6 separate regions of the Mus musculus genome follow, and regions 1, 2, 3, 4 and 5 are each linked to region 6. The links are chromatin loops, found by intact Hi-C in ENCODE. Cell type or tissue: left cerebral cortex. All regions are shown on one strand. Region 1 holds the start of Mettl24 (methyltransferase like 24). Region 2 overlaps Cdc40 (cell division cycle 40). Region 3 overlaps Ddo (D-aspartate oxidase). Region 4 overlaps Cdc40 (cell division cycle 40). Region 5 overlaps Ddo (D-aspartate oxidase). Region 6 overlaps Mettl24 (methyltransferase like 24).

What was found. Hi-C counts contacts between places; a loop is a spot of excess contacts. Peaks named below come from ENCODE experiments on the same cell type or tissue, not always from the same donor. Only the 100,000 strongest peaks of a DNase experiment are listed, where the experiment ranks them.
Region 1: a loop joins it to region 6, with 3 times the contacts of the local background. A loop is called at or near these places in 5 of 42 quality-filtered maps.
Region 2: a loop joins it to region 6, with 2.5 times the contacts of the local background. A loop is called at or near these places in 3 of 42 quality-filtered maps.
Region 3: it touches region 6 in a loop (10-fold over the local background); 2 of 42 quality-filtered maps call a loop at or near these places.
Region 4: it touches region 6 in a loop (2.6-fold over the local background); 3 of 42 quality-filtered maps call a loop at or near these places.
Region 5: a loop joins it to region 6, with 8 times the contacts of the local background. A loop is called at or near these places in 3 of 42 quality-filtered maps.

What each region holds. Positions count from the first base shown.
Region 1 is chr10:40,682,921-40,686,920 of GRCm38, forward strand. It overlaps Mettl24 (methyltransferase like 24), which reads left to right and starts at 362. Exons shown (of 5, transcript NM_177793.3): 1 at 362-744. The coding sequence starts at 436. In left cerebral cortex, a CTCF peak has its summit at 786; DNase peaks (open chromatin) are centred at 316, 848 and 1,625; H3K4me3 peaks cover 1,426 bases; H3K27ac peaks cover 3,691 bases.
Region 2 is chr10:40,828,675-40,832,674 of GRCm38, forward strand. It overlaps Cdc40 (cell division cycle 40), which reads right to left. Exons shown (of 15, transcript NM_027879.2): 15 at 2,947-4,000. Among named protein-coding and RNA genes, the nearest start is that of Cdc40, 52 kb to the right of the region's middle. In left cerebral cortex, no CTCF peak of the experiment used is centred here; DNase peaks (open chromatin) are centred at 1,921 and 2,810; H3K27ac peaks cover 2,027 bases.
Region 3 is chr10:40,648,861-40,652,860 of GRCm38, forward strand. It overlaps Ddo (D-aspartate oxidase), which reads left to right. Exons shown (of 5, transcript NM_027442.5): 5 at 1-1,071. Among named protein-coding and RNA genes, the nearest start is that of Ddo, 21 kb to the left of the region's middle. In left cerebral cortex, a CTCF peak has its summit at 983 (motif pointing right); DNase peaks (open chromatin) are centred at 923, 1,941 and 3,016; H3K27ac peaks cover 1,892 bases.
Region 4 is chr10:40,837,742-40,841,741 of GRCm38, forward strand. Cdc40 (cell division cycle 40) reads right to left here. Exons shown (of 15, transcript NM_027879.2): 11 at 3,959-4,000; 12 at 3,613-3,746. Among named protein-coding and RNA genes, the nearest start is that of Cdc40, 43 kb to the right of the region's middle. In left cerebral cortex, no CTCF peak of the experiment used is centred here; DNase peaks (open chromatin) are centred at 2,246, 2,507 and 2,973; H3K27ac peaks cover 1,415 bases.
Region 5 is chr10:40,637,379-40,641,378 of GRCm38, forward strand. Ddo (D-aspartate oxidase) reads left to right here. Exons shown (of 5, transcript NM_027442.5): 4 at 1-143. Among named protein-coding and RNA genes, the nearest start is that of Ddo, 9.4 kb to the left of the region's middle. In left cerebral cortex, a CTCF peak has its summit at 1,820; DNase peaks (open chromatin) are centred at 74, 1,132, 1,496, 1,854 and 1 more place; H3K27ac peaks cover 3,880 bases.
Region 6 is chr10:40,760,721-40,764,720 of GRCm38, forward strand. The region is part of intron 4 of Mettl24 (methyltransferase like 24); the gene reads left to right. Among named protein-coding and RNA genes, the nearest start is that of Mettl24, 79 kb to the left of the region's middle. In left cerebral cortex, a CTCF peak has its summit at 1,981; DNase peaks (open chromatin) are centred at 46, 490, 901, 2,087 and 1 more place; H3K27ac peaks cover 3,027 bases.

The DNA.
Region 1 (4,000 bases), 78 kb before region 6:
TTTATATCATGCTTAGTGGCAAAAACTGCTTGACAACTTTTTCTTTGGGGCCAAACCTGGCGGCTCACCTCTCCTCTTTCCTTGTGTCTAATACTAACACCAACAAATGAAGTCAAAGCTCAGGCGCCCCGGAGGAACGTGCTCTATTCTGACTCTGGCTCTCCCCACTAGCCAGACTTTACAGGCTGGTCACACCTAAGGACACCCAGCCCTGTTATGGCAGCCTGGGTGCACGCCTAGCCCACCGCCCCTCGCTCTTCCTGCTGCGGCTGGGCAGGATAAGGTTACGCCGGGGCCTCCCCGGTCGCAGGGAAGAAGGCGGGCCGCTGGGGAGTTGCCACAGTTGTCAGCCCGGTCCGTTGGGAACGCTTCTCTGCAGGCGGCTGGGAGCTGAGGGTGGGACCCAGAGCACAGCCGGAGGTCGAGGTCCCCGCCATGGCCACTGTCAAGCCTCCCGGGCGTGGTTGTGGAGCCCTGCCCCGGTGGCTGCTCGGTGCCGCGCTGCTTCTGGGCCTACGGCTTTGCATGGAGTTGCGCCACGCGGGCTCGGGACCCCCGGGCCGCGGCGATTCCCCAGGGCCACCCCGGACACACCTACTGTCGGCGCCCGGCTCCCCACGCGGAGCCAGAAGGAGGCAGGTGACCTACGTGCGCAGTGGGCGCCGAGTGCTGCCCCGGGGTGGCGGGAGCACGACGTCCCCAGAGCCGAGCTGCTGTGCCCAGGGCGGGCTTCTCCGCAGGAAGGTCAGTTGCAAACCATGCAGACATGGACCTTGGAGTTGAGCCTGCACCCAGATGGCGCTAGGGAGCCTTCTGCTCAGGCCACTGGGACCTCAAGACTCTTCTATTTCCTTCTAGCTGAGCTCTCCCTGGAACTTTCTGTAGTCTCACTCAGTATCCCTATAGAATGAAGTGGAATTGAGCAGGGATCATGCAAATTCAACTAACGTTTGCTGAGCGCCTACTGTGGCAGACCTCCTTCTAGGAAAGGAGCACCAAGCAACCACACCCATTTCAGCAAGGGAGGGGGCGCTGAAAGGGAAGGAGGCATGGCTTGCCATTGTGTTTTCCCCACCCAGGCCTGGACAAAACCGGATGGGTAGACACTATGAAAGGCTCATCCAGGTGATGGTCAAGATCTGCCTTCCAGTAGCATCCAGACACCGCCCCCTTCACCCACTCCGACCCCAGAGTCCCTACCCAGCAGTGGGAACTGGCACCGGGTGAGAAGCCAAACCCATAGCACCACTTAGTGGGAAATAATCGGATGCTCCAGGGCCAGATCCTTGCCTTGTTAACTTCCCGCACTTCATTGAGTAGGTCAGTTTAAACCTCTGGTTGTTGAAGCCTCACCTTACACCTTCTTTTGGGAGCTCTGTGGTACCTAGGACTGAAAAGATTAGGAATTGGATATATGAGCTTGCCACATCCTTACACCTGCCACTCTTGCTTCCAACTGCGGTGCCATCCTCCGAAGCAAGGCTGGCTGTGCTGCCTGGAGTCGGGTTTTTCTTGATGGCATCTGAGCACCCAGCCCCCACCTGCGAGCTGGCCCCTGCATTTACCAGCCTGCTCTTCCTTTGGCTCCTCTACTCTAACACCCCCACTACTTTCAGTGATTTTCTTCCCCCACTTTTATATGCCCTGCGCTCAGTCTTCCCACATGGCATTGCTTAACAGGCAATTCTCTTATGTTCTGGGACGCACACAGCTCTTTTTTCTGTCTCCGAAATGCACCTCCTATATAAAGACTTAGCTAGTTACTCTAAAAGAGACACCTCCTTCTCACTGTGTCCATGCAGTTCCCATGATGCTGTGCTAAGCTTTCAAAACCCTTGCCAAGGGCTTCCACTGGATGCTGGGTCAAGTGCTGCCAGCACAAACTGAATTCAAAGTGTCTGGGGCTCAGGAAAGTCATACAATTTGATTCAGGCCTTGAACCTATGAAGAAAGATCAAAAAGTGAACAAAGGAGACATTTGAACTGAGATTTGATATTTTTTTTAAGAGTCTGGCCTCCTTTGTTCCTCTGTGGACACCCTTGAACACTCTGTCTTTGATAATCTCCCCTTTCTGAGTGATTCTCCACAACTTTTGTTTCTGCTGTCTCCTGTTTAAGGAGACCTAAGGGGTTGTCTTCCAGGTTATTGGTGACTAGAGCCTGCCTCACAGTGTTTAGGTTTGGAATGCATAGAATCAGGGGGTCACTGGGGGTGTTTGTGGGAAGTTCACCTCTGTCCCCTGTGGGATGCTGGAACAGAGATCAGTCTGAAAATGGCAGGCAGGTGGTAGCTATGGAGGTGGCGAGATGTAGCAAACATGGGGAATGTTGGAAAGTTACGGGGAGAAGCAGCTATCTTGGTTTATCTCTGTTATCTGTTTATCTTTGGTAGATTACAGATAGAATGTGCTGACCCCAGATAACTTTCAAATATCTTTTAGTGATTCAGTTGGAAATGCCAAATAGACATTCAGACACATTGATCTGGGGCTTAGAGGCAATGTCCAGGCTGAAGTAGCAATTTGGGGCTATTGCTCGCAAGTAGCATTAAAACTATGAGATGGTATGAGGTCAACTGGGGGTGAGTGTGACTTACAGGACAGGAGTCTGAGTACTGGGGTTCAGTCATTACAATTAAATTAAAAAGAAGATGAAAGGAAAATGTTAGTGTCTAGCATGCTAGAAACACAATGTAACAACTTTTATTTTCTCTAAGTTGTCTGAAGCGTTAGCTGCTCCTCAAGTGTAAACTGTTACAGAGTATTTACATTCTTTTGCCATATCCCGGTCCTGCTCTGCGCTCCAACCTGCATCTTGTCAATCTTCTGCCCATTCCTACTTCAGACACTTAGGTCAAGGTTCACTGAGAACCCACTCCTATCTCCATGCCGATCTCTCTGCAGCCTGTGATGGCAACGGACAGCAATGCCTTCTGTGAGTTTGAGTTGCTTTGTTCCTGCGGAGACCTGAGAATCCATTTCAGATGGGATGCTTTGTCTGAACAAAGTATTCTCCGTTGGGAGGGATTTCATTTCCCATGGTTACCATGGTAAACTCCGGAGACACTAACATGTGAAAGGTGGATACAGCTACTTCTTGAGTTTCTAAATGTCTTTATAAAAAGTAAGGCTTATCACTATTGTAAAAAAATTGTTATTAGCCTCTCATGGGAACATTTGCCTTACTTAGATTATCTTCTCCATAGTTAGTAACTTATTTTATATGAGATTTTTGAAATTATAAATTTATAATGAAATTATAAATTTACAAATATATTTTATATATAAGCTATATATTTCATATATAAATATATGTAATTACAATTATAAGATTATAAACTTTACTTACTTCATAGTAAGCATTCTTATACTCATTATGAGAATATTTATCTCATCTCACTAAGTTCCTAAACAGGATTTTGGATTTGTTTCACTTTGCCAGTCTTTCACAGCTGAGTTAAAATATTCCTCAAAACTGGAAAGGGCAGTTACTCCATCTGTGTTCTGATTTATGGGGATGGAGTTCACCATCTTATATCCTGGGATAAACTTTGTTTCTTTTGAGCCACACAAAGCAAGGTATAATTTAAGGTGATGCACCATTAATAAAAGGAAATAGAATTTGGAATTTACCCATGGAACTTTTATGTATTTTAACTTTATTATTTTATTTTAATTGCTTGAGAATACCGATCAACAGTTTCACAAGATTTTCGGTTCCTTTGCCCTGGGAGGCTTCCACATGGGTAAAGAAGAACAGATTTCATTCCGTGAGCAGCTTTCTGGGTGATTGATGAGTGCTTGTGTGAAACACTTACCTGGGTTGCAGAGTGTTTCTTGCCACCAAGCTTTTGTTGCAGGAGTGAGAGGTACAACCATTCAGCAATTATATTACCACCTTATATGCTGCTCTTAATGGAAACAATCTGGAGATACATGCATACGTGCACACACACAGAGAGAGAAAGAGAAAGACAGACAGATACAGAGACGGACACACA
Region 2 (4,000 bases), 68 kb after region 6:
CGCAAGCAACTACACAGTTCTCAGTCTCTGGGGTGTGCTGCAGCTGATGTTATGATTTCAAAGCAAGACGACTTAACAGTCTTTGAACACATTCATTTGTCCTATTGGTTCTGTGCCTCTACAGCTGTGATTTTCAATCTGTGGGTGCAACTTCTTTTGTGGTTTGAAAGACTTTCACAGGGTTTGCCCAAGACCATTAGAAAACACTGATATTTACATTAGGACTCATAACAGTAGCGAACTTAGATATGAAGTAGCAACAAAGATGATTTTATGGTTAGGGGTCATCACAACTTGAGGAACTGTAGTAGGAAGGTTGAGAACCACTGCTCTAGAGAAAGTTGGCTAAACCACCTCTCTCTGATATGTTGGCCATGAGTGTCCTAGAGCCTCCAAAACCAATACAGGTTATCTTCATTGTTCTTGGTTGCCCAACAGAATTTGATGATAAGACCCCATTGCTGAAACCACCACACATTTCGGTCACAGGATGTGGAGTCTTGAAGATGGTACTGACAGGGAGTTATCCTAGCTGATTGGCTTTCATAGTACGGTAAGGTGCTGTGGAGCTTGCTGCGGGTAGGTCAACAACAGTCCGTTGTAACCTCCATGAACTACGACGACGACCAATGTGTAATAGCTGTGCTAGCACTGCAGAGGTAACCACCCAATTCCTGCTTGGATCTAAGATCTGCTCCACAGGAGAAAAAGAAATGTTTAGTGCTGTAAATCTTGCCAAGAACTCATGGGTAGGGAATTCATAAGCCTCAGGAGTGAATCTACAGCTCTTATTTTGCTAAATGGACACAATATCAAATTGCTTTCTAAATTTATATCTCTCTACTCATAAAATAGCACGGCCCTCAGAACTCATTAGAAAGTTTCTTTGTGCAATAGAAAGTAGTAAATGCAGAAATTCACAAATGGCCAATGTGTAGAGTATCTGTGGAGTGCCCAGCCACACATGTGACACACAGTATCATGCCCAGCCACACATGTGAGACACAGTATCACGCCCAGCCACATATGTGAGACAGTGTCATGCCCAGCCACACATGTGAGACACAGTATCACGGCCAGCCACACATGTGAGACACAGTATCACGCCCAGCCACATATGTGAGACAGTGTCATGCCCAGCCACACATGTGAGACACAGTATCACGGCCAGCCACACATGTGAGACACAGTATCACGCCCAGCCACACATGTGAGACACAGTGTCATGCCCAGCCACACATGTGAGACACAGTATCACGCCCAGCCACACATGTGAGACACAGTATCACGCCCAGCCACATATGTGAGACAGTGTCATGCCCAGCCACACATGTGAGACACAGTATCACGCCCAGCCACACATGTGAGACACAGTGTCATGCCCAGCCACACATGTGAGACACAGTATCACGCCCAGCCACACATGTGAGACACAGTATCACGCCCAGCCACACATGTGAGACACAGTGTCATGCCCAGCCACACATGTGAGACACAGTGTCATGCCCAGCCACACATGTGAGACACAGTGTCACGCCCAGCCACACATGTGAGACACAGTATCACGCCCAGCCACACATGTGAGACACAGTGTCATGCCCAGCCACACATGTGAGACACAGTGTCATGCCCAGCCACACATGTGAGACACAGTGTCATGCCTGCCCTGCATGGCTCAGGGAGAGTCTAAAGCCAGAAGTCTCTGACTTTCTACTTGAAATGTCTGCTTACTTACTCACCAACCATGTATTTCACGATGTGAATTTCAATCCAATGCTTGTGACAGGTCCCTTCCTCCCACTAGCTCCTCTCTCCCCTGGCTCCTTTGTACTTGGCTTTTTCTATACTCTATTACATCAACCATTTATGACTCATAAGAATGGATGCTGCCAGTGAATCTATGGTACTGCTTAGCTTTCAACTAGAGCCTTATCCTGAGACATTAAAACGTGAACCCTCTGTGTCTGATGAAATATGGCAGCTGTGTTCCCTAGGTCTCAGGCTGCGATCCACATTTAAGGTCTGGGTGGCATTTTACACTCCTTTCTGGTGCCAGAACATATCGTGGCACCCTTAGCTATCTGCTGCTTTTTTCTGCATCCTATATGACGGCAATCAACACTATCGAAACATACAGTTCAGCCAGTTGAGCTTCAAGGCGCTTGCTTCTGCAATTGTTGCCGGTATTAGGATCCTCATGGCTGCCTCTCAAAGGTTGATGCTTCTCTGCCACTATTCTCTTATAGGCACTTTATAAGCATTTTAAGTTAGTGGCCAGCCCCATAATGTGGTTCTCAAGAGCCAGTTCCTGCCAGATGTGGCTAGTCCAAGTCCGCAATCCCAGCATTTGGGAGGTAGAAGCAGGAGAATCAATTCTAAATGAGACTCTGTCTCAAAATACACAGACCATCAACTGTTTCTCCTCGGAAAGATTTCTGCGACCCTCCTCTGTATCCTTTGTCTTAAAATTGGTTCCTTACTTATGGCAAAACAGCCCAGCTTCTGCTTCAGTGTCTAAATATTCATTCAGTTGAACCTTTTACATCAGTTGAACAAACCTAACTTTTTGGGAAGAACTCTGTCCGGGTTGTGACAAAAAGCATGCATCGAGGAGGAGGAGGAGGAGGAGGAAGAGGAGGAGGAGGAGGAGGAGGAGGAGGAGGAGGAGGAGGAGGAGACGGCGGCGGCCGCAAGTAGTCTACATGAGCAAGCTACAGCATGCTTTCAGGGTTTCTACACTAGGAAGGAGCCTGTCTGTCTGCATGCTCTAATCCCACCTGCCTACACCCGCTTTGGTCATGTGGTTAGAATAAACCCATTACCATACTGAACACACCCCTCCCACCTCTCAACGGCAATTCCTTCTGTGTGACCCATTTAAGTCTGAGGTGGTTTGTTGGTATCTTCACAGACCTAAGACAAAGGACACAATGAACTCAGCAGCACTTTCTATAAAAAGAATGCTTTATTCAAAAATAGGATCTTTTCAAAAAAGAGAAAACTTTTATGTACAATTACTCTGTTTAGAAACAGTCAAAAACACAATAAAAGAAATTGAGATTACGAAATTATGATTTGTTAACATGCAATACTGTTGTTGAAGTTTTTCTCTTACTACATTCCAGTAATTCACATTTGTTAAAATAGTGGTTTGGACGACAGAATGGTTTTGTATAATTCCTTCCTCCTATATGCCACCCTTCCTGGAAGACACAGAAATGGCAATGGCTAGGCAGTGCAATGTTCAGCATGTGATTTAAAAAAGAGAAAGCCCCGTGGCCTTTCAGACTGGGGGGCTCCAGGCATTTTCTTATAATGTCAATGGTTTTTCAAAGATCTGAAAAGAAATTTAATTTTTTTCTAACATTCAAAAGTTTTACTGTTTATATTCACAAGTAAAACCAGAGTGATTTTAAGGACAAAACTGTGACTTTAAAGAAATTACAAGTGGTATTTTGGACTCTGTCTTCACACTCTGGCCAGAGGGAACTCATTATTATTCATCCAGTGGCAAAGCAGAGCCTGAGACCCTGATTTCTGGGTGCAGCCAGGGCCTTACAGACAGTGATTGCAAGCAACATTCAAAGCCTTGGCTTGTTCCCTTGAGTTCCAGCTTCAGAGACAACCTCACTTTCTGCTTAGGTCTACACAGTCCTGTCTCTCGTGACTAGGAAGAGAGTCAAGAAAGGAACTTCGGACTGCTTTCTAATTTTACATTGCTTAATAGTTAGAAGAAAGCTGCAACCAATGAGGGTCACTAGTTTACACGTAAAAATACAAAGGCCATAAAAATAATGGAACCGGAAGAAGACAAGAGCTTGATTCAGCAGCGGTGACTGTGGGTGACTGTAGGTGACTGTGGGTGACTGTGGGTGACTATGGGTGACTGTGGGTGACTGTAGGTGACTGTAGGCGACTGTGGGTGACTGTGGGTGACTGTAGGTGACTGTAGGTGACTGTAGGTGACTGTGGGTGACTGTGGGTGACTGTAGGTGACTGT
Region 3 (4,000 bases), 110 kb before region 6:
TGTCCATGGATTGAGTCATCGATTAGGTCATCCATATCTAGAAACACCTTCAGCCCCACCCAAAGGGCGGGCTTTACGTCTGTCTTAAGCAATCCCCTATCTTGTCAAGCTGCCAGGAGGGATTTACCATAGCAATCGTGGAGGCTGCATACTTCATTACCACAAATGATCAAGAGCTGCTGACTGCGCAGTGAATGAGCACTGTTGGAGACTGAATCGTCTATGCGACCTAGGAGCTAATTTGCTAATGGAGACGAAACAATCATTTTTTTAAATGACATACGACACAAAGTGTTCATGTCGCAAGTATTGGGGAGAAAGGGAATATGTCTTGTGATAATGTAAGTTTGAGAATTGCTGAGTTGAATAATTTTACCTGGCTCCCTAACTTCAGGCTACTCAGAACCTTTACCGTCCCGGGTTCATTGTAGGTCCTCGGGAGGGTTTTTGGCCTGGGAGAAGATTGTTCACTGAAGTAAGCAATCCTGGAGCAGGGATGTCATTACATTTTGGAGAGAAGTACTTTTTTGTTGTTGTTGTTGAATAATAAAGCCTGTTTTGAACCTCCTAGGAGTCTTACGATTGGCCATAAGTATAGGGACAGGGCTGGAGAGATGGCTCAACAATTAAGATTGCTTGTTGCTCTTCCAGCAGACAAGAGTTTGTTTCCTAGTGCCCATGAAGTGCCTACAACCTCCTGTAACTACAGCTTCAGGGTTTCCAACATACTCTTCTGGCCTTTGTAGGTACACACACACACACACACACACACACACACACACACACACAGAGGAATTAAATAAATCTTTTAAAAACATTATAAAACTTATGGACAAGAAGCTTGTGTTTGCGTTTTTGTTGAGGTTTCGTGTGCGATTTTGTTTGAAGAGAGCACTGAGCTGGGGTTTCATACCAAACAGTGTTTAATGGGCTACAAAAATTCTTGTTAAATCAAGCAGTCTCATTTCTATTAATTTTCACCAGGGGGCGATGTTGTATCAATCTCAAATAAACCAGAGCATCTGAAAATTTAGAAATGACAAGATATAAAATAAAATAAAAATAAAATAAGGAAGTGTGTGTGATCTCTTCTCTTCTCTTCTCTTCTCTTCTCTTCTCTTCTCTTCTCTTCTCTTCTCTTCTCTTCTCTTCTCTTCTCTTCCTCCTCCTCTTCTTCCTCCTCCTCCTCCTTCTCCTCTTCCTTGTTCTCTTCCTTCTTTTTCTTTTTATTGTGGAGACTAGAGTTCCTATGGCCAAAATTAAACTATTCTGAACTCTATTTAAAGTAGACAAGAAATGCCTGTATTTACATCAATTTAGAACATGTGCACTGCATGGGAAATGTAGCATGAAAAACTGGCATCTTAACATGACAAGGTAACCTTTTTAATGGTTACAAATAAAAACAAAGGGTGTCACTTGATACAGCGGGAGTCTTGTCCCTCACGGGGCAAGTCACATTTTTCATACAATGTACTTTCTCATGCTTCCCCCTTTCCTAGGCAACTCAGACTCTCCTCACTTCCCTATCCCCACACCTTTATGGTCTCTCTCAAAAAACCTAAAACACCCACAAGAACTCAAAAATGAAAAAAGTGTAACCCCCTCAAACCCCCAACAAGACAAAAAAATCCAAAAAACCCCAAAAACCTAAAATAAATGGACAAAACCAAAAAGCCCATTTAAAAAAAAAAGTAACCCAAGCAAAACTCGAAGCTACAGAATTCATTGTGTACGCCTGGGCATGCCGTGGAGTGTGGTTGATATGTGGAGTGCCACACCAATGGAGAACACTGACTTCCACTTTGCCATCAGGTGTCGACTGTAAACAGCACCTTGGGTAGGGGTGGGGACCTGGGTCTACAGCCCCTCAGTGCTGGGACACCATGTGGCTCGAACGTGCTTTAAATGTCTCCTCATCCGGTTCTTGCACCATGTGGATGCCCAGCCTCTGCATTTTGCATCTCAAGTCTCCCACACTCCATGACCTCTTCCTGTTTGCCATTCTGGCTCAGTTTCACACCCATTTTATATCTCTAAAGCTCCACACTGTAAGACTGAAAGATCAGAGGCGTCCTGGCTACCTGCCCCGATTTCATTGTCACTAATTGCTGAAGGCTTCCTTGGTATTTCTCAAAGGATATTATTCATGTTGGTCATGAGCTGCCCTTCTGGGCTGCATCTTAAGATCACATAGGGAGTTAAGGGTGGGGGTGGGGGTGGGGGTGGATCCTGTTGCTCAGCCTTGCTCTGTTACAGCAGAATTTCGAAGACAAGGGGTGAAGGAGGAGGAGGTGCAGCGGCATTAGTGTGTGTTTAGAGCTGTCCACAGGGCTCTGACTGAGCCTTTCCCTTAGAGCTACTGCTGCTGCTATAAGCTTACCTTCCCTCCCATTCTCCCTTGCCACCATGTTGCAGAGCTGGGAGAGTGTGCTGGCTTCAGCAGGTTCATCCTTATGCACTCTGGAGAAGGCGGCCTGTGAGAATTAGCTATCTCCTGTAATGGCTCTCTAGAAATGCTGGAAATTACCTCAACAGCTGGAGGTTAGCTGCTGAGAGACAGCGCCTGTCTGAAAGATGAGAGGTAGACTATACACATGGACAACAGCCTGCACACGTAAGACAACAGAGGTCTGAGCCATGACCTGCAGCCTTCTGTCCAGGGAATCATCCCCCAAGATGCAGCACAGGAAACCAGCCTGCTGTGTGTCAGACTTGCATGGCTCCAATCCAGAAACCTAAACAATACTTCTGTAAGGATTGACACAAAATGCTCAGAGCATGATTGATAACCAAGATCTTCCTTAATTTTGTCTTTCCTTCTAAATTTGGATCAACCCAAGGAATCAAAATATGCACCACTATCCAGTGATTGTGGATGTCTGTCTTTGTGGGCCTGCTTGCCGTTTCCCATGTGGAAGGTCTCCAATCAGCACATTACTGATGCCTTCCCCCTCTTCTATTCCAAAGCTTTCTAACTCCTCTGCCTTCTTTGAGTACCTGCCAAATGCAAGGGATTCAGGCCGACTCCCACACAAGCATTAAAGAACTAGCCCTCATTTTTCTTTTGGCTGGTATATTAGTCAGCATTCTTCAAAGAAATAAAGCCAACATACAGCTCTATAGAGATTTATCATAAGGGGGCCATGACAGATCATGTGATCATGGAGGCTGAGCAGATGGCTCTAAGATCTCCATTTTGCAGATGATGGAACTCTCCACCTTCATCCAGGAAAGCAAGTGGTTCAGCTCTAGTCCAGGCCTGAAGCCTGAGAACCAGGGCAGCTCCAGTCTGGGTGTGAAGGTCAGGAGACAGCCCAGTTCCGGCAGAGAAGAGATTCATCCCCCCCACCCCCCCTTCCATCCATTCAGGCCTGCACTGGCTGTCTCATGCCACACTTCAGAACTCAGTCATCATCTCTGGTCAGTAAAATAGCTCAGTGGATAAAAGCATTTGCCACTCAAACCTGACTGTGGGTCAGAGAACCGTGGTACCAGAAGGAGCAGGCCTGGAGCAAGAGTGGAGTCAAAGCCTGTCCAAACCCTGAAAATCTCATCCCGAAACTGACAGGAGTAGGATCTCTCCCACTCCATTCCTGGGCCTACATGTCCTGGCATATGTAGTCCTGTGCCCCCATCTCCACCCCCATCTTTGCCCCACTTAGCCTGGCAAACTTCCTTTTGTCTTATAAGGTCATGTATTCCTCTTTGTGCAAATGAGGCATTTCCAGAACCCTGGCTCTGACCAATGATATACATATGCCTATAGCCCCTACCCACCCCCAAAGGTTTAAATAGCCTTTGCTCCCCCAATCAACGGAAACAGTTCTCTGAAGCTGTTCCCGCATGTGCGTGTTCTTTGCACACTTGCAGTTGATCAAGATACTGCCTGCACGTACCCAGGTCCTTCTGAGCTTCTCTTCCTCCAATTCAGCCTGATGCACCACAGGCTTCGCTACCCTGAGGGGGAGAAGCAGACAGGGGCCAGCACCTGACAACC
Region 4 (4,000 bases), 77 kb after region 6:
TGTGGGTGGGACCATCTCTGGGCTGGTAGTCTTGGTTCTATAAGAGAGCAGGCTGAGCAAGCCAGGGGAAGCAAGCCAGTAAGGAACGTCCCTCCATGGCCTCTGCATCAACTTCTGCTTCCTGACCTGCTTGAGTTCCAGTCCTGACTTCCTTGGTGATGGACAGCAGTATGGAAGTGTAAGCTGAATAAACCCTTTCCTCCTCAACTTGCTTCTTGGTCATGATGTTTATGCAGGAATAGAAACCCTGACTAAGACACAGGGCCCTATTTTAACAAGTCTTGGTACTAGACTAGAACAGCTGTTCTCAACCTGTTGAGACCCCTCTGGGGGTCAAACGACCCTTTCACAGGGGTAGCATGTCAAATATTTACATTACAATTTACAATAGTAGCAAAGTTACAGTTATGAAGTGGCAACAAAAATCACTTTATAGTTGGGGTCACCATAGCATGAGGAACTGTGATAAAGGGTGGTGTGTTAGGAAGGCTGAGAGCCTCTGCCCTAGAATAAGGACTGAACCTGGGCCACCCTTACAACTTCATTATCTCTGGCAAAAACGCCTGCTAGGTATAGCTGAACTTCATAAAAACAATGCCAGTTGTTTACTTAGATCTTGTATTTATATAACAAGGTTGGAACTGATTTCAGATAATCTGGTCTGGAAATGAACTTATCCAAAGCTAACAAGCCCATGGCATTATAAAAATAAAAGACATTTGGCAATTCTTACCATTTTCTGTAAAATTTTTTAAAGATATTTTACCAAAATAAATACCTTTGGTGAAAAGACAAAACTAAAACCACCGGAGCAGAAGCCCCACAGGCACCAGGTTTGTTCACTGCTCCGCAGGGCACCAACCACTGCTGGCTTCTAGCATACCCTCCAATCAGCATAACCTCCCACCCGCCTTCTCAATGGCGGCAGAGCTTTGCCCGCGCAGCACAGTTAGGAAGGCCCAGCTTCCCTCGGTTGTTTCCTTTAGTGTATGGGTGCACTGTATGTGTGCTTGGTGACCTGGTAAGGCATCAGATCCCCGGGAACTGCAGCTACACAGACTGCTCTAAGCTGCCATGTGGGTGCTGGGAATTAAATCTGGGTCCTGGTCCTCTTAACCACAAACTGTCTGGCTCTCTTCTTCTGTCATGGTGCTATGCTACAATGAGGTAGAGGACACATGGGTTTAGAAAACCTCCTCTTACATAAAGTCCCAGTGCTGGGAACTTCCTTCCCCTGGGCTCAGTCTGCTCTGGGCTTAGGGACTCTTCAGGGATTCCTTTCAGAATCACCAGGGAGCAGTGGAGAGATCTGAGGTCCCCGATTGGTTTGTTCTCAACTGAGCAGATCCGAGTCACCTTCTCTGGCTCCATGTGTCCCCATTTACCAACCAAACAAAAAGTTCTGGAATCAATCTGACCATTTCATGCCCTATATAACCTTAGGCACATCACTTTTAACTATTTTAGTTTTCTTATATGAAAAAAGAAAGAGCCCACCGCACATTAGACTGCTTTGCACGTTAAATCACAGTTCATATCAAATGTTCATCTCAGTGACTGACATATAGAAGCACTAGCTCTAGAACTTATCTTCATTAGTGACCAGAGCAGTGCTGACTTCTGAGAGGGAAAGGAGGACTTTAATAGCACTGCCTTAATTTAGTCAAAGCATCGTACTGATTAAATTCTACACAAGTGTTTCAAAGCTCTCTCACTGGTATAGCTTCTCAATATTAACTGCTTTCTTTCACACCACTCTACCTTCAATGATGGAAACAGCAACTCAAGACACAAACATCTGAATGTAAAATCAAACCATAAAACACACACACACACACACACACAAACTCTCTCTCTCTCTCTCTCTCTCTCTCTCTCTCACACACACACACACACACACACACACACACACACACACACCCCTAGTCAGGCTGAGGAAATGGCTCAGTGAGTAAGAGTGCTTGCAGTACAAGTGTGAGGACCTGAGTTCAAATCTCCAGCACCTATGTAATAGCAAGGCATGACTATGAGATAGAAGAAGTCACCCGATGCCCTTGTCTGGCCTCTGCACACATATGTGTATACACTGTGTGCACACACCCAAACCCCGCCACACCACACCATACCAAACCATCCAAACAAAGACACTCGGTGTCCACATCAGATTCTCTGTAAGAAACAGCCTCTCTTTCTCGCTCCCTTTCTCCCTCCTCCTACTCTTTCCCCTCCTCCGAAGCAGTCTTCCTGGCCAACACTCCCCCACTGACCTAAAATCTCTAGGTCTAAGTAGTATCTTTTCTGAGGAAAGACCTAAGTTTCTGAACAGTGAACAGTAAGGATGAAGCTAACTGGTAAGATTAGATACAAAGTCCAGTGTCCTTGGGGATAATCGGGAAGGGTATAGTGATGTCGATTGAGAGTTGACCTCAATTATCCGGATAATACTGAGGGCCTACTCCGCCTACTTGGCTCTCCAAGGGAGTAAGTCTGAGGAGGAAACCACTGGCTGAGGTTCAAGGCCGCCTGCTTTCTCTTAAACTGCCACTTCTAGAGGTGGAGGGATGGTGCACTCTCTAGGCCTGGCAAGGCTGTGGTCTCCAAGGGGTTGTTCTTTGTGACTATAAATACAAGCTGGGCTCCACCCAAGAGCTGACTTGAATTAGAAAGGTTACCACTTGTTTCTTTGTCACTAAATCATAAAATATCAAGATACTTAATGAAACTAGCTTAAGGATTTTTTTTTTTTACTTTAGAAAAACATTTTTTTTGATAAAAGGAAAAAGTAGTCAATGTATCCCGATTATATTCAACAAGCAGATGTTTAAAGCTGATGATATGAGGCAGCTTACAGCATAGATGGTTACAAAGCAGGCTGTAAGAAAACAAAGTGCTCACTATACTAGCACTTTCCTTGGATCTGTTCTGAGGCCAGGATCTCTATGTGTGATGTAGCCAAACATCCTGCGCCCAGCCTGCCTGCCGTCCTGCAAAGATGAATCAGGAAAGCATGCACAAGGAGGCTAGCGAGGTGACTCGGTGGGCCTGAGTGTGAGCTCTAGAACTCGCCACTGGACACATGCGCCAAGCTCCCATGCACATCCATACACATAATAATAAAAGAAGAAAACCATAAAAATAAAAGCAGGGCTGGGGCGCTGAGTCAGCAGTAAGAGCACGGATGCGCTCCCAGACAACCCTGGTTCAACCCCCAGCGCTTGCTCGCTCGCTTGCACAGCCCACAGCTGCGTGTACCCTAGGGGATCTGACACCCTTACACCAATGCACGTGAAATAAGTTATTCATAATTCACTAAAAGAAAAACAATGTGAGGTGTGACAATGTAGCAATTATGGCCACAAAACAACAACAATGACGACAACAACAACAACAGCAGCAGCAAACCAAGTTCAAATCCATGTACTTTTGGGAGAATCTCCAAAGATTGTGAATAATAGTTATAAATGTTTAGATTTCAATTTCCAAATTGTCAGTATTTACATAATTAAAACACTTTGGTTGGAAGACATGAAAATTGCTGCATATTATCAAGCTTCGGCTATAATTTTTTAATTGCTTGTTTCATAAGTCAGATTTCTTCTTATGACAACTCACCATTCCCAAACTCGTAGGCTTTTATCATCAGATGTACTCACGAATCTTCGGTTCTCATCAACAAAAACAATCGTGTTGACAGCCCCCAGATGCCGATCATATTCCTGAACAATCTCTCCACTGCGGATGTCCCACTGTGCAGCAACAAGAGAAGGCACACACAGAGGTAAGAGCGCTCATGAAAACCAGCCAAAGGCACTTCGGAACCTAAAACTCTCACACTCTAAGGTTATGAACTGACTGCTACCTTCTTAGCGCAACCAGAGTGGACCCTCAGAGGGGCAGACATCAACAATCTAAAGCTCACAGACCCCGACAGACAGACACACCAGAAAGACAGACTTACCTGTACGATCTTCTTATCAGACATCCCAGCCACAAAGAGATT
Region 5 (4,000 bases), 120 kb before region 6:
GTGCCTTTCTGGGCTGATGTGGTGCTGGGATTTCGAAAGATGACAGAGGCTGAGCTGAAGCGGTTCCCTCAGTATGTGTTTGGCCAGGCTTTTACAACCCTGAAGTGCGAGACTTCTGCCTACCTCCCGTGGCTGGAGAGAAGGTTAGTTGAAATGTCTCTGTGTTTTGTCCTGTTTGACATGGTGATAAATTATTGTACAGCCTCCTAGCTCACGCAGCAGACTCTCTGGGACTTTCTTGTAAGGTCTTGCTGCTCACAAAGGGCCAGGGGTCTATGAACGCATCTGGAGAGTGTTTGCCAGGCAGGGACTAAATCCTTAGCACACTCGTGATAACTTGGTGTCTCATTCATCGCCATTCCCTCAGAGCAAAACCAGTTACTAAAATCTTAGTTTCCTCAGTTAATAAAAAAAATTAAAAAAAGGAGGCATTCGGATAATACAGACCTTTAGTTCTTATGATTGGAAAAATCTTATATTGATCGTGAATTATTGTTTAATCTTTTTCTCATCTTCAGTAAAAATAGCTTCACTGTTTATTGTTGCTAATGTGTGATGGGTGAGAACATTAAAACTGAGAACCTTTCGGAGGCCTGTACTTTACACCTTCAGCCTTTGACAGTTCATTTTGGCTTGGCTTCCGCACATCCTGTGTCCAGCTTGTTAGGAGTCACAGCGAGAGTGTTTTCGTTTGCGACACACCAACAAATCTCTGGCTGATTTTCTTAGCCATTGCATGATGTTTGCGGGGGGGGGGGGGGTCGGGATGGGTGGGGTTGTTAAATATAAGCGCTGTCAGTCCCCAAAGCCGGATGTGATGCAAAGAACCCGAATCTAAAATGTTTGGGACCGGAGGCATTTTGAAATTAGTTTTCTTTTTGTTTTGTTTTTTAGTATAACTAACGAGCCTGGCATCTGGCCAGATGACCAATAGGGGATGGCGTGGGTTACCTGCCCCCTTTTCTTTCATAAAAGGCATTGTGGGACAGAGCAGGGCCTCATAGCAGCCCAAGGGGAGGCCTTCAGGCTGGAGGGAGGTGGGGCAGTGAAGGAATTGGACATCTGGGGCTCACTCTGTGGGCTGGGCAGGCCCAGATGGGCAGTCACACAATCCCTGCTGCTTCTCACACTTGGGCCTGTTCTGTCGCCTCCTACGCCTCTCCCCCACAGTGTGAGCACTCGGTCTTCTGTGTCCTGATTCAAAAGGGAACATTCCTCTCAGTGAGCTTTGGAGCAGTGTCTTCAAAACCCAGAAAAAGCCTATTATTTTATTACAACTTAAATCGTTCATTCGTTTCCAAAACCAGCAAAGGTCATCATACCCTTCTCAAAAATTGCCTAAACAACCCGATACTCAAAAGCCCTCAGAGGCTTAATCACCCATACAGGTAATATTTTATATCTTGGGACAGTAAAGTCACACACTTGGCTGTGTTTTTTTTTTTTTTTTCCTTGCCATCCCAGGAAATGAATCACAGAGACAAGAAGTCTCCTGCCAGGCAGCCTACTTAAATACATTATTCTGAAGGGAGCAGAGTCACCCTGCATTTGACGGCATCTAGAAGGCCTGGTGCTTCCTATCCGCGCTGGAGGCCTGTAATTTAGACCAGCTGATTGCTTCCAGGATGCCAGGCTTTACCCTGTGGCCCACACAGATCACACCGCTGACCTCCCTGCCCACGCTGTTGGCTTTTCTGCTGTTTTTCTGGGCGGGCATTGAATCCCTGAGACTTCCTCACATTCTTTGTGTTCTTCTCCCTGCCTGACACCGGTGATTTCCTAGATTATATAGAAATACACACCTACCCTGCACGTCGCCTAGGGGGCAGGCTGTCCCAGCTTTATGCTTGACCAACTTGCAAGGGCCTTTTCTTGTGTGTGGAGCAGACTCCTGTGCCCCTCTGGCTCAGCCCACACTGGGCCTACTGGAGCATAGCCTGTCTGAAGCATCCCTTAGGGACCGCCACCCCAGCCTATCTTCTGTCCTCCAGTGTCCGTTAGAGGAATATGAGACCGCACAGGCTGCAGACACAGTTGAACGTGCTCACTGTTGTTTTTCCCCGGGTGTAAGCAAGGACGAATTGAGAGAACACTGTAAAAGGCAGAAAGAGGCTGGTGCCTGCTTTTCCTGGCACTGGCGGTAAGCTTTGTAAGGAACAGATGCAGGGTGGGTGCAGTGGCCTCTGCAGGTTTATTAAGGCCTTCGTCTGCTCGGAGGCATCTTCCTGGCTGTATCTTCCTCGCCACCGCTTCTGTGAAGTTAAGGGAGTGTGACTGTTTCCCTTTCAGGCCTGCCTGCCTACAGAACCCCTGGGCCACGCCCATACACCCTCCGTGGAGGGTCCAAAGGACCGGAAGCTGCTTTATACCCGATGTCTGATGTGCTTGGAGTGATTTGTGTGTATTCATGGAGTCGGCCAGGCTGGGGTGGACGGACACTCCCAGAGGGTATAGCAGCAGCTCATTGTCAGAGAGACAGTGATGGCGTCAAGACGGAATTAGACCATATGCATCTGGCGGCTTTGCCAACCTAAAATACATTTTAAAGCTCTAACTCTGGAGCAATGTCAGGCTATGAAGAAACCAGTCTCTAAGACTTGCCAACTGAGACTTTAAACTAGGCTTCTTCTTGTTTCTGAACAAACTGACTGAACATAAGTGACTTTTTGTTTTGTTGTTTTTAAATCTCTGATGAGAAGGTGCTGTTCTTTGGGTTGAGATCTGCGAGTTAGCTTTAAAGCTGACTAACAGTGCACATGCAGAGAGCAGTCCTAACACAACTCGCACAAGTTCGCATCGTCCTTGAGTCCCACCCGGCCATCCTTAGCTCTCTCTTCATCCTCAGTGTGGCTGTTTCTCACCTCTCCACTTCAAACCTGTTTTCCTATGATGCCTAAAAACTCATTCTGATTGACTTTAGAGACTCCTAACAAGGTTGCCTCTATTCATTCTCGAGTGAGAGGAGACCTAACTCCATACCAAGAGAGATGTTTTCCTTCAGATACTGAATGGTTGGGCCAGAGCTCCTGGCAGCTCTAATAAGCCATGTTTGGCCCCATTCTCCACAAGCCAATTAAACAATGGTGAAAAGCAAAGTGGAGCAAACAAACCAACAAAAAGGAGTGTTATTCAGTCTAGCCACATTGTTAACAAAATCCAGTCCACCCTCCAGAACCACACCCACCATCAGGTTTAAAGAGAGGGGAGAGGTATGTGTCACTGAAGCGCTCCGGTCAGGGTGTGGTCTGGGTACCACGCTGTGTCCAGCCGCAGTCTTTTCTGCACATGGTCTAACAAGTTGTCAGGACTGCCTGAATCTCTTTCCAGGAGACACTCAGCCTCTAACACTGGGGTTCAGCCTTCCTCTCTCAGCATGAGATTCCTGGGGGAAAATGGGGTCCATTTTCAACAGTCTGATAGCTAAAGCAAGGGGACAAACGTCTCTCAATTATCTTCGCTCCTACCGGGATCCATTCCACATTCAGCTCTGAGCCCCAATTCCAGGCAGCCTTGCTCGGCCTCCAGCCTCCTCCATTCTATTGGGATGGATGCTCTCATCCTCTGAGGTAGGATGCACCGCTGCCTGAGTGTTGTGTCTGGCCAGCAGATCACAACCTGGGTTCTAGCCTGGAAAGGCATTTTGGAAACCTGGAAGAGAAGAGGGGTTGGGCTGCGCGACATAAGGAAGGAACCAAGACAAAGCTCTCTGCTCAAGGTTCAATTTTTACTATTTCAGCACTCAGTTATAAAGGAAGGGGGAGGTGCCCAATTCCCGCCAAATAATCTTGGAATCCAGTAGCAGGGTGATCACGTGATGGTTTCGGAACAGCAAAGCGGCAGGTTCCAGCAGTAGGCGTGGCAGAAAGATTGAGCGGGAAGCTCCATCCCTGAGCAAGCAGGTTTCAGGCTGGGGGAGGGGAGACTACACCTGAGAAGCCGGCTGGGCATGGGCAAGGTACCAGCCTCCTTCCTCTCCTCTAGCTGCAGAAGTCCTGGGCAA
Region 6 (4,000 bases):
GTGTTTCTGTGAAATCAGCCAGTGGTGATTTAACAGTAATGAGTCATTCAAGGCTCTGAATTGCAATTGGAAAAGCAGAAACGTCTTTCCACTTCCATCCATCTGCAGAGGACCCCGAGGATAAGGCATCTAGAAACAGGAGTCCAGAACTTTGCGATTCCACACTTAAGAAATGAGGAGTGTTGTTTTTTTTTTCCTTTTTCCAGTTTTGTTCACTCATCTGTAACAGTGAATTTTTTCCTGTAGGGCACAATATCTTGCAATATCGTTTTCAAAACACCCTGTATTTAACTCATAGCACAGACCTACAAAAGACTAGAAAAGTTGCCCAGGAGAGAACTAAGCACATCTGGATTAAGTCGTGGGTGGCATGGTTGTGTTCTCCTCACTGTATTCCAGGGGCAGAGGGTCTGAGTGACAAGCTTGTAGGAATAGCGTTCTGGGCCTGGGGCTCTGCTGCCACCTGGATGGGGACAATGGCAAACAGTAGGAAATAAACCAATATGGTAGCGAGGTACACGGTAATCAATGAATCCCAACTGCAAGAAGCACTTGATTGAAATGGCAAGTCAGGACCAACCCTCCAGAAGGGGAGGAAGTTAGGTCCCTGAAAATATCTCCTTGAAGAGGTTCTTGGAACCCTCCCTCTTTTCTCCAGCTAGCACAGGTTAAGTCAATTTGACCATAAGCTGAGACCTTTGAACTATGAGCCAGAATGCCTATTTTTTTTCCTTTTAATTTGATCATGTCAGGTCTTTTGTCACAGCATCGGAGCTTACTGTCTTTGCAGGAGCCTCTGAGGCTAGTGAGGGCTTGAATGACATAGGCTTTCATTTGAAACCTCCCACTTCCTGCTGTGAGTAAGGCCCTGTAGCAAGAAGATCCTGACTGCCCACTTCTGCAGCGTCCCCCCTGCTTTCTCACTAGTCTCCGAGTCTGCTCAGTTTCCCTGTTATAAGATATATAATGTGATCGGTCATGTAGCCTAAAAGATCCACCACCACTGGAGAATGTGATGCAGGCAAACGAACTCATACTGGGGAGAAAAAGGAAGCAGAGGTATTCGAGAGGCACAGAAGTGATTATACTTTACGGAGAGTAAGGACTGCTGTGGCCCTTGGAATGGGAAGGAGACCAGTCCTCTTAAAATGAAGGCGATTTCCCGCGTGGTGGGACCCAGCCTCTGGGTGCTTTTTCTTTGTTTTTGTTGTTTGCATGCACCAGGAGTGGGCGGATTTGTCTCAGAACCTTGCCATTTTGAGTTTCCAGAACGAGAACCAAATGAACCTGGAAAGGTTCTCTAGACGCGTCCTTGATTAATCTTTGTATGGTGCCCTTTGGAGAGTCCTGCAGCCCCACGCTGGCTTTGTGCGTGTCTAATAAAAGCACAAAGCCTTTGATAGTAGAAGGCATAGGACTTGCAAATCCTCTGAGAGCATGTACCCCTGAGTAAGCAATGGGGTTTTATATTTTATTTATTTGTTGCTTATTTCTTTGTTATTGCTGTGTGCGCACATGCGCGTGAGTGTATATTTGCAGGGAGGAGGTCAGAGGACAGCTTTGTGGAGACGGTTCTCTCAACATTTAAGAGAGTGCTGAGAATAGAGGCTTAGTTGGTGAGCAAATTCAGCACTGAGCCTGTCCCAGGCCCCCCGAGCAAAGTCTTCCAGGTCACATCTGTGAGGGCCATTTTGTCTCTGGAGCTGAGCCGGAGCAGAGCAGCCATGAGTTAAGTTTCAGGTGTCTGAGAAGCGATGGACAGAGTCGACTTAGACATTAAATCTGCTTTCTTTTCCATCCAGGGAAAATACCAAGAAAGGAAGTTTCATTTGCTACTATTTAGTTAAGAACATGAAGACCCTTAAAAACCCCACAGCTTTCCCAGCATGGAGTGATATTCAACAGTGTTGCAATTAAAACGATAATGAAACTTTTTCTCCCTAGCACTTCCCTTTAAAATCAGTGTGATGGGTACACAGCACACCATTAGGAGGAATTATGCAAAGCAGCCTCCCTGTTCCAAGTTTTATTTTAAGATTTAATTTATTCCAGATTCTGCAGGAAAAAATGCCCATGTGACAAGCCTGCTAACAGATGTCAATTTAGTTTTATAGCACATGCCTGCATTGCGGAGCCAGAAAATGGAGATTATTCCCCCTGCCTGCTGTTTATGGCACACTACAGCCTCGCAGCGCTGAGCTCCAGAGGGCGGCTGATTACTAACCTGTGGGCATGCGACTTTCCCTGCTTCCTCAATGGTGCTCTCCAGTGTAAACCTCAGTATACACTGTCAGGTGAATAGAGACTCTGGGAAGAGCAGAGGTGTCTGCATATGGACTTTTCTCCATTTTAATATCATCTAAGCCAAAGGATGGGTTAAATTATGTTATGATGTGAGAGAAAGAAGAGAATTGTGTATTTATATGTACAATTCATTTAAATAATAGGTACTAATAAATAGGTCATTATTTAATATTTATTTTCTTATTTCCTACTATTATTTTGGGTTTTTGAGACAGGGTACCACATTCTAGCCTTGCTGGCCTATTAGCAGGGTAGGGCTGGCCCAAACTCACAGCAGTCTTATTACCAGTGCCTCTAGTATGCAGGAATAATAGACACATGCAACTCATTTGGCCTTGTTATTTTCAATTGTGTTCAGGTGAATATAGAATAAGAATTGCTAGCTCATCAATCTTAAGTGGCTCAGCAGTGTGTGTTAGCGTTAAGTCCAGTGATGGTCTCCAGAAAGCCAATACCCATTAAGCAGTAGCTGCCCTAGTCCCCACCCCCTACGTCCCAGTGGCATCCTCTTGCTGTCTCACACAAGTGGAGTCCCACGGAGTGTTTGTCCTTATTTGTATGTGGCAGTATTTCACTTGGCATGCTGTGTAAGAGAAGAAGTTACTCTTCTCTCGCTGTGATAAAATACCATGACTAAAAGTGACTGTGTAAGAAGCAATTTATTTTCGAGAATGGTTCCAGAGGTGTTCTAGTCTGCCATGTGGGGAAGCAAGGAGGCAAGCGGCAGGCACGGCAGTGGGAGCAGAGAGCTGAAAGCTCACATCATCAACAGCAGGCTCGAAGCAAAGAGAGCAATCCAGGAGAAGAGCAAAGCCATGAACTCATGATGCCCACCTCAAGGGATGTGCTTCCTCTCCAAACAGTGCCACCAACTGGGGGCAAGTATTCAAGTGCCCAGGCCTGTGGGGCGTTCGTTTCTCACCACACACACTTCCAGGGTTCCACCACTGAAACCACCACATGTATCAGAAAGTTCTTCCTTATTTATTTATGTATTTATTTATTTATTTATTTATTTATTTATTTATTTGTTATTTTTTGAGACAAGTGTCTTTCTATGTAGCCCTGGCTGTCCTGGAACTCTGTGTAGACCAGGCTGGCCTTGAGTTCACAGGGCTCCGCCTGCCTCTGCCTTCCCAGTGCTGGGATTAAAGTTGTACGCCACTGCACCTAGCCTTCCTTCCTTGTTAAAGCTGAAAAGAGATTTCACTATATGTATAATGCATTTAGCTTATCAATTCGTCTGTCAATAGCCACTTGATTTGTGTCTAGCGCCTGTCTGTCATGGGTGGTGTGACTATGAACATGATTCTCTATAGCCTGCTTTCAACTTCTTTGGATGTATATGGACTATGAGGTGGCTCTATTTTAATAATAATATTAATAACATTTTATAATAATATGTACTTATAAAATATTTTTTATTTGGCTTAGACGATATTAGATATATAAGCTATTTTATATATTACAGCACATAATTTATAATTATAACAATAATCATTATTATTTTGGTGGTGCTGTGAATTGAACCTAGGGCATGCTAGATAGAAGCTCTGCCACTGGGCTGGATCCTCAGTCCCTACTTATTTATTTGTCTGTCTGTCTGCTTGTTTGTTTTTGAGGAACCACCATACATTTCTCATAGTGTGTACATCATTTTATATTCCCATAAAAAAGTCATTTGAGATTAAAACGT